Linked DNA regions of Homo sapiens: region 1 is linked to region 2. Evidence: read pairs that join two places in POLR2A ChIA-PET (ENCODE). Cell type or tissue: PC-3. All regions are shown on one strand. Each heading gives the region's core, and the rest is flanking DNA. Links, peaks and the distances in the headings are about the cores only.

Region 1 (4,396 bases), core at 185-4,184, 400 kb before region 2:
ATTGAATAGTTCAGGCTAGCTGCTTTCCAGACTGCAAGGTCTAAAGAATGCAGAGGAAGCCTTGCAGAGCTATGGTGCCTGTGCAGAGACCTGGGAGGTGAGAGGGAGACGGTTTCTCTTTTGCTGCCTGGAGTTCTTGAGGAAAGGAGGCCGAGGCTGTCAGCAGGTCAGATCAGTCAGGAAGCGGTCAACCACTTTCAAAGACTCTTATTTTCAGTGAAAGTTTCCAAGTGATAATAACATCTCTCAGTATCGAAACTTTGAGAATGAATTTTCAGCTCCCCAGTGATGGATAAAACACCATCGGAAAGTGTGACAGTCCCCCTGCACATCCGGCTCAGTCAGAGGGAAATGGATGATACTCACAGAGAAGAAAAATTGCAAGGCAGGCAACCCAGGATGTATTGCAGTCATAACCCAGGAAAACCTTCCACCACATTTCTGCTATCTACAAACAAATGTGCCGGGCTAATTTTCTGCTGAAAGACAGCGTGCCTGTACTAAACTGGCTTCATTAACTCAATTGGAAAAAATGATTTTGCAATTTGCATGGGGCTTAAGAGTGTAATTAATACAATTCATAAAAGGCCAGTGCCACTTTGCAGACATTAGCCCCATGGGGGATTGTGCAGTGGCATGCTTTGGAGAGAGTTCTTATGTCTGCAATTCCAGCAGCCAACTTTGCCCTGCCTTCTTGGCGGGACATCCTCATCTTTATTTCAATAAAACTAGACTCGCATTGCCTTTCTCTTTAGGGATTTCTCACCAGTGCCCTCTCCCCCATCATTCAGCTGCCCAGTAGTAGTTGATTTCATTTGGATGAAAAGCAAAGAATGCTTGAAGATGAGGGATTAAGGATGGAGGCAGGAAGAAATAATGTCCCCATGTACCTCACTTTCCACCCAATTTCTTGTTGTGTGTGTTGATGTCTTAAGAGGTTGGTTGAGTGCTGAAGACCTAGGTTTCTCTTACCCCTAGAAGACAGTTAACAGGCCTGGCTTTTTATAAATCTGTGTCCAAGCAAGGATTGCCTGTAATGTGGGGAGAGGGAAAAGGGTGGTGAGATGGAGACGCTGGGCTTTGAGAATGAAAGGAGAGAGATGTGGGCCTATGGTGGGCACCTGTATGTGAGAAGAGGGGAGGTTTGTGTTGATAGAACCTGTTTGTCCAGAAGTCTCATCTTGGTGAGAGGCAAATATGTCTATTTTATTTTACTGTATTTTATGTATTTATTTTTTGAGATGGAGTCTCCAACTGTAGCCCAGGCTGGAGTGCAGTGGCATGAACTCGGCTCACTGCAACCTCCACCTCCCAGGTTAACACAATTCTCCTGCCTCAGCCTCCCGAGTAGCTGGGACTACAAGTGCGTGCCACCAAACCTGGCTAATTTTTTGTATTTTTAGTAGAAACAGGGTTTCATTATATTGGTCAGACTGGTCGCCAACCTCATGATCTGCCCACCTTGGCCTCCCAAAGTGCTAGGATTACAGGCATGAGTCACCGAGCCCAGCCTATTTTTTTTTTTTAGACAAAGGGTTTAGCTCTGTTGCCCAGGCTGGAGTGCGGTGGCATGATCATAACTCACTGTAACCTCTACTTCCAGGGCTCAAGTGATCCTCTCATCTCAGCCGCCTGAGTAATTGGGACCACAGGTGTGTGCCAGCACACCCAGCTAATTAAAAAAAAAAAAGTTTCTGTATAGATGGGGTCTCATTATGTTGCCCAGGCTGGTCTGGAACTCCTGGCCTCAAATGATTCCCCACCCCAGCCTCCCAAATGCTGGGATTGTAAGCATGAGCCAACATACTTGGCCTGTCTTTATTTATTTTTTAAAATACTTTGTCTTCAACCATGTTCTGCCAAAAATCCCTTTCCTGTCCCTTAAATTTGAGGCAGATACCACGTTTGCTACATACTTTCAGATATTAAAAGCTCACCCAGTTACTCATCCATAGCCATTAAGGAAATGCAAGTCAAAACCACAATGAGATATGACTTCACACTCATTGTTAAAGAAAAAAAATATTCTGAAGCTTGTTAAAATAGCAAGAAGATTTTATTTAGGACGATTGCAATAGGTGTCAAGGCTATCACAATAGGGGAGAGAGCTCAGGCTCAAGGTAGCAAAGGCAGCTGGAGGCTTCTAGCCAATGAGCAGAGTGAGGGGTCAGTGGGTAGAAAACTAAAACAGGTGACATCACGGATAGGAAGACTTGCTGAACTGACTTAGGATTCTTGCTGAAGGCAGGTTGGGGACTTCTACATCAAAGGTGGGGGATGAGGAACTGGCTGAGATATTAAGAGTGGGGGGATTCTTGCTAAACTGAATTAGCAAGATTCTTGCTACCATTGGACTAGACAGGCGAAAGACAGGGCTAAGGACAAGGCCCAGTGAAAAAGAGGGCTTACAGCAGCCTAATTAATGTCTGATCAAAGAGGGAGTATTTGTCCCCATAAGGATGACGATTATTTAAAAAAAAAAAAAAAAAGAAAAGAAGTGTTGAGGAGGAATGAAGAGAAATTGAAACCTTTGTGCATTGCTGATAAGAATGTAAAATGGTACAGCCAATATGGAAAACAGTTTGACAATTCGTCAAAAAGTTAAACAGAGAATTACCATAGGATTTAGCAATTCCGCTCCTAGGCAGATACCTAAAATAAAATGAAAGCAGGGACTCAAACAGACACTAGTTGATATAGTTTGGCTATTTGTCCCCCTCAAATCCCATGTTAAAGTGTAATCCCCAATGTTGGGGGTGAGGCCTGGTAGGAGATGATTGGATCATAGGGATGAATTTCCCATGAATGGTTTAGCACCATCCTCTTGGTGCTGTCCTCACAATTGTGAGTGAGTTCCCCTGAGATCTGGTTGTTTTAGAGTGTGTGGTGTGCCCCCTCACTCTCTCCCTCTTGTTTCGTCTCTCACCATGTGACTTGCAGGCTCCTGCAGACCATTAAACCCATTAAACCTCTTTTCCTTATAAATTACCCAGTCTCAGGTATTTGTTATAGCAATGCAAGAATGGTCTAACACATTGGTACACCAATGTCCAAAGCAGCATTATTCACCAAAAGGTGGAAACAATCCCAATGTCCATCAACAATTTGAACGGATAAACACAATGTTGTATATACATGCAATGGAGTATTGTGTAGCCTTAAAAACAGTTGAATTCTGGCACATGCTCCAACACGGATGAACCTTGAAAATAGGCTAAATAAAATAAGCCAGGTTCAAAAGGACAAATACTGTATAATTCCAGTTATATAAGGTACCTGTTATAGGCAAATTTATCCAGACAGAAATAGAGGTTACCAGGGCCTGGGGAGAGGAGGGAATAGGGAGTTAGTGTTTAATGAGTACAGAGTTTCAGCTTGGGATGAAGAAAATGTTTCGGTGATGGCTGCACAACCATATTAATATATGCGATGACACTGAAGTGTATATCTAAAAATGGCTAAAATGGTAATTTTATGTTATGTATGTTTACCACAATAAAACAAGTTTTAAAAAATCCTATCCAGTCTAATATGTCAATCTCAGACTCAATGTAAATCTCGGTTCTTCCCTTTCCCTTCGTTCAAGCTTGGCAGGGCTATCTGGGGACTTGGAAGAGAAGGGGCAGGGTCTGCCCTTTGCTTCCTCCTTCCATTCCAGTACCAAGACTACCATAAACAATGCACCCACACCTTCTTTCTTCCCTCTCAAAGGGTGGGAGGTTGAGATGGGGGAAGAGGGGACAGTGGGATATGACACCATCTTTCATGACTGCTGGCACAGTGAGCAGGGAATTCTGTGGATTCTCTCTGGTTCATCAGCTTCCATTGGAAGCAGGGGTCCTTCTATGAAATAGAGGTCTCCATTGTACGTGGTTTTAGTATTATGAAATTTTGGTAGGGGCAGGGCTCAATTTTACTCTCTGTGGTGAAGACCCTCCATACAGACGGGTGCCTGTGTCTCTCTTCACCTGATAGCAGGCTGTGGCCTCAGCCTCCCCACTTGCATCCTAGCCAGCCCACACTTCTGCCTCTGCCTTCTCTTATTGCATGATCCTTCATGTGGATCTATGGGAATCTCAAAGGTTCTCCTTCTCCAAACACCTCGGAGAACCAGGGTAGGGTTTTCCCTCTTCTCTTCCACAGCCCACTACCCCACAAGTCCTTCTTAAACCCTTTTGTCAGTCTACAGCAGAAGGCCAACCACCTTTGAAAATCTCCAGATGTTCCAAATCTCTCTATAGGTTCACTTGCAGCTCTCTCAAGGAATCTTTCATCCAACTCCTCCCCAGATACCTGGCATGGGTCTTGGGTTTAATAGCTTAGCAAAAATCCAGACAGGAAAGAAGATGCCTGTCTCCCCTTGCAGGCAACCCTAATTTCTAAAAGTGATTCTCTT
Region 2 (4,396 bases), core at 283-4,282:
CAGAGTGAGACCCAGTCTCAAGAACAACAACAAAAAAGAACAAAGAAAAAATTGTTTGTGCAATTATCAGCTCTAGCTGCCAGGCTGTAAAGTAGCACAGGGAGAGGACAGGGGGTGTTTGGAGAGGTATTCTACAGATATGCTCATATCTTCTACACCAGATCTCACTGGAAAATAAAGAGGCCAGTGAAATTTCAAAATCTGATTTGTATTTTATTTAATTGATTTATGTATTTTTGTGCCTGTAAATAATTGTTATATTACAAATAACAAACCTAAGCTTAAAAATATGAAGCCATTGCAAGAAAACCTTGTATGCCCTAAAACCTTATCTGTTATTGATAGAAAATTCAGAAAATGGGGAATTTTGGTTAGTTGAGATTTTCTGGATGGTTGAGAATCTTCCCTTTAATCTCTAAAGCTTTTTTTCACTTGTGTACTTTGGATAAACATTTTCCTAAAACTGAAAGCTCATATTCCCAGTATCATCAAACTGAGGATGTTAGGCCTAAGAGAATATAGATTTTGATGTTTCACTGGCCTTGAAACACCACGTCCCTGCTGAAGGCCCCTCCCTCCAGGGACATGTCCACCTAATGTGCTTCTTTAAACAAAGCAATCATTCTTATGCTCACTGTTGTGAGCATTATGATTTTATGCTCTAAAACTGTGGTGCTTTGGGGCCGTGTGACAGTGCAGTTTACCCCCAATGCATAACTGTGTTTTGATAAACTAATTATGTTAATAGTCATGCAGGCCAGAGGTGGGGCATAAGAACAATGGAAGTCAGGAAGAGGTGGTCTGGGTGCCAATAGTAGAATCTGAAAGACAGGGAGTTAAGTTCTACCATCCATTGAGTATGAATTGTAACTAGACATAGAGTCTTTTTTCAATTCTCTTCGATATTAAAAGAAATAATTTAATACAAAAATTTTATTTTAAATGCAACTTTTTGTGTGTACCCATATGACAGGTAGAGTCACAGATAGTTACAAACACACACACTCAACTGTGAAAATAAATCAGAATTTTCATCATTTCCTGGTAAATTTCAAATAGTCTTTTTGTCAACCTAGGTCCACTTGGGAAAATTATTAATCACTGTATGATCTTCATAATATTTTTAAATATTGCCATGAAAATCCAAGTATCAGTGCTATATTCCAATAAGTCCCTTACTACCATCTTTTTAAAGAATTTTGAATGAAAGAACTCTTTGGTGTATCAAGTTAAAAAAGAAAAATGCATCTTAAATCCCCTATATTTTGATGACTGTGGGCCCTGTTTTTCCCTTCAGATTTCAAATGTATGGAAGCTCTGGGCATGGAATCAGGAGAAATTCATTCTGACCAGATCACAGCTTCTTCCCAGTATAGCACCAACTGGTCTGCAGAGCGCTCCCGCCTGAACTACCCTGAGAATGGGTGGACTCCCGGAGAGGATTCCTACCGAGAGTGGATACAGGTATGCAGCATAAGATCAAGCCTATCTAGGATTGAATAAGTTTTTGACCATCTAGAGAGGTTGTTGAAAGAAAGTGGTACTGTGCCAAATGGCCTCCAATGAGAAGATAGGTTCACGGCCATCAGGTATAAATCACTGCAAGAGAAGATAGGTTCACGGCCATCAGGTATAAATCACTGCAAAATGAGCCCATCGCTACACGATCAGAGAAAAGCAGGCCCAAGATGACATCCCTGAAAACGCATTTATCTTCTCAGATACTTATATACTACTCTTCCGAGAATGTGACTACAAGTGTCTCACTTTGATAACAGCTCCAAGATCTGATTTTTCCCAACTACACACTGTCTGTTAATGGGCTTCCTATTTTGACATGTTTTTATTTCCTGGATGAAATATATGAATCCTGTTTATAGACGTGTATGAAATAATTGTTTCCAATAATAGGTTTCTGTTTGTTCAGGGTAGGAGAAGGGAAGGAAAGGTTGGAGTGTGTTTTTCCATGTAGGTCTATATAGCACACATCCAAGAAGGGGGTTTGGTTGAAGGCACTCTCCATTGACGAGATATCCATGTTTAGGCATGAAATGTACATATTTGTGTCTTCATTAGTGATGCTACCTCTGCTTTCCTCGCTTTGTTCTGGCATTCCCTTCCTGCTGTCACTTACATATCCCCACAGACACCTCGTCTGCCCCACATCCCCACCGCTGACCCCATTTTCCAGCCGTCTAATCTACCCCCTCTCATCGCCGGCACCACTCCTAATGCCCACTTGCCCAACCTTGATATCTGGGTATTCCCACCCAAAGGCCTGATGCTGACAGTCCTGAGTTTTTCACTCACTGTTAAATGAAACATCCATAGCTGGATCTGTGGGTTAAACTGTGGGCAAATTATACAAAAGATTATTTGCTGAAGGATCCAGGCTTCCTTTTCAGGAGAATAGTCAGATCCTGTCTTACGTTTATTGCTAGATATAAAATGACTAATTCCCAGAGAGAGTTTCTAAGCAAGAAAAAAAAAAAAAACCACAAGATGATTAATCCTCTACTTTCCACATCTATTGCTGCTTCAGTCTTTTGAGCACAAATAGCAGATTTTGTTTTACTTTGGAAAGGTCAATATTAGTTTAACATACACTTAAAGTGAAATGGCCTATTACAGGAGACTGAACTCACGCTAACCTCCAACACTGAGAAATATGTAGAGAGTGAGAAAAGATGAGACGTCTACCTTGGGATTGCTGAATCCATCTCTAGATTAAGACAGAAATGAAATGAGTTTGCCAGTGTCAAAATAGTTCTTGGTAACTTGTTTTCCCACATCCCCAAACCAACAGGCAGTTCAGTATGATTGACAGATGTGCCTCTCGGGGGAAGCTTACATTTTGCAGCACTAAGCATGTTTGCATGGTAATGAAACAGGAAAGGTCTCCTTGTGTCCCTCACAGGGCGTGCGATAGGGGTGTGGCTCGCTTCTTCAGTGCCCCGCTGCTGAAACCTCTAGGGGAGCATACAGATGGGCAGGCAGTGGGGCTTCGACCCCACGGCAGTGTCTAAGGCTGAATGTTTACAGCCGCAGCCCCAGTGGGCGCGTGTTACAGGTGCTCTTTTGCTTTGCCGTCTATAGGCGGCTTGTGTTCACCAGCTCAATTAGACCCCCTTCCTTATCACAAGGACAGAGGGATTTCTGTATCCCAGGGTTTCTTGCCTTGGTGTACGGGAAGATTCGGATCACACGTGGTCTTGGAGAATGCGTGCAAGGTTTTATTGCTGGGGGAGCCGGAAGGGAGATGGTTTTCTCCTGGACTCTTCTCCAACAGCTCCGGTCAAACTCCACGTCGTTGTGCTTGTGCCTGTTGGTGTGCTCTTCTACCGGTGGGCTCTCGACGATCAGCCACTTGTGCCTTCTTCCCCCAATGTGTTCCTCACGATATCCAGCCGCTTGTATATCTGCCCGCTAGGGTCTCGGGTTATTAAAGGCCCAGGATGGGGGCGTGGTGGGCCATGGTGGTCTTGGAAAATGCAACATTTAGGCGGGAAAGCAGGAGTACCTGTCTTCACTTTGGTCCGTGGGGGTGGAGCCCTAGCCAGGGACTCTCCTTTCTCTACCCTGCACTTCCCTTCCCCCTTCTGTACCATTTAAAGGGACCGCGCTCTTGCCTTCCCAGCACTCCCGTATCAGTAATGTAGTCCCATTCTTGGTAATGTGGGGAGCTCTCACTAAGGTAGAAATGGTGGTCTTCCAGGAGCTCTGAAACTGCAACTGTAGCAATTCTTCTGCGCAAGGCAATTCTCTTGTCAGTAAAAACACTAAGACTACATGGCCTCTCACAAAGCATTTGTGAACAGAACAGATTTACATCATTCTTTGGAGTTAGACACAATCTGAGATTGCCCCAGAAGAAAAAAAAATCTCAAATCATCCATCTCTTTTTGCCAATGAGAAAACATGATCAGGAGAAGCAAGGTAACTCAAACCCCAAAAACTAGAGGGTTTTCTTCTTGCTTATGCCATGTTCTATGGCTGGGCCAGCTGGGGTCTGCTCTGTATCTTCTCATGCCAGGACCCAGACTTGGGGGACAGCGTCCTCTGAAATGTTGCCTGCCCCAAGGCAGAGTGTATTAGTCTGTTCTCACACCGCTATAAAGAACTACCCAAGACTGGGTTAATTTATAAAGGAAAGAGGTTTAATTGACTCAGTTCTGCATGACTGGGGAGGAAACTTAGAATCATGGCAGAGGGGAAGCAGGAAAGTTAAGATCATGGCAGAAGGGGAAGCAGGCACGTCTTACATGGCGGCAGGTGAAAGAGGCGAGTGAAGGAGGAACTTCCAAACCATCTTATAAAACCATCAGATCTCATGAGAACTCACCCACTATCATGAGAAGAGCACGGGGAAAACCGCCCCCATGATCAAATCACCTCC

Evidence for each region. Peaks named below come from ENCODE experiments on the same cell type or tissue, not always from the same donor. Only the 100,000 strongest peaks of a DNase experiment are listed, where the experiment ranks them.
Region 1: POLR2A ChIA-PET joins it to region 2 with 5 read pairs; 2 of 35 experiments call an interaction of 5 or more read pairs at or near these places.

The regions. Positions count from the first base shown.
Region 1 is chr10:33,651,319-33,655,714 of GRCh38, reverse strand. No RefSeq gene overlaps it. Among named protein-coding and RNA genes, the nearest start is that of LINC02628, 52 kb to the right of the region's middle. In PC-3, for the core only: no CTCF peak of the experiment used is centred there; a DNase peak (open chromatin) is centred at 1,914; H3K27ac peaks cover 368 bases.
Region 2 is chr10:33,251,096-33,255,491 of GRCh38, reverse strand. NRP1 (neuropilin 1) reads left to right here. Exons shown (of 17, transcript NM_003873.7): 6 at 1,298-1,464. Among named protein-coding and RNA genes, the nearest start is that of NRP1, 81 kb to the left of the region's middle. In PC-3, for the core only: no CTCF peak of the experiment used is centred there; a DNase peak (open chromatin) is centred at 2,491; H3K4me3 peaks cover 1,156 bases; H3K27ac peaks cover 4,000 bases.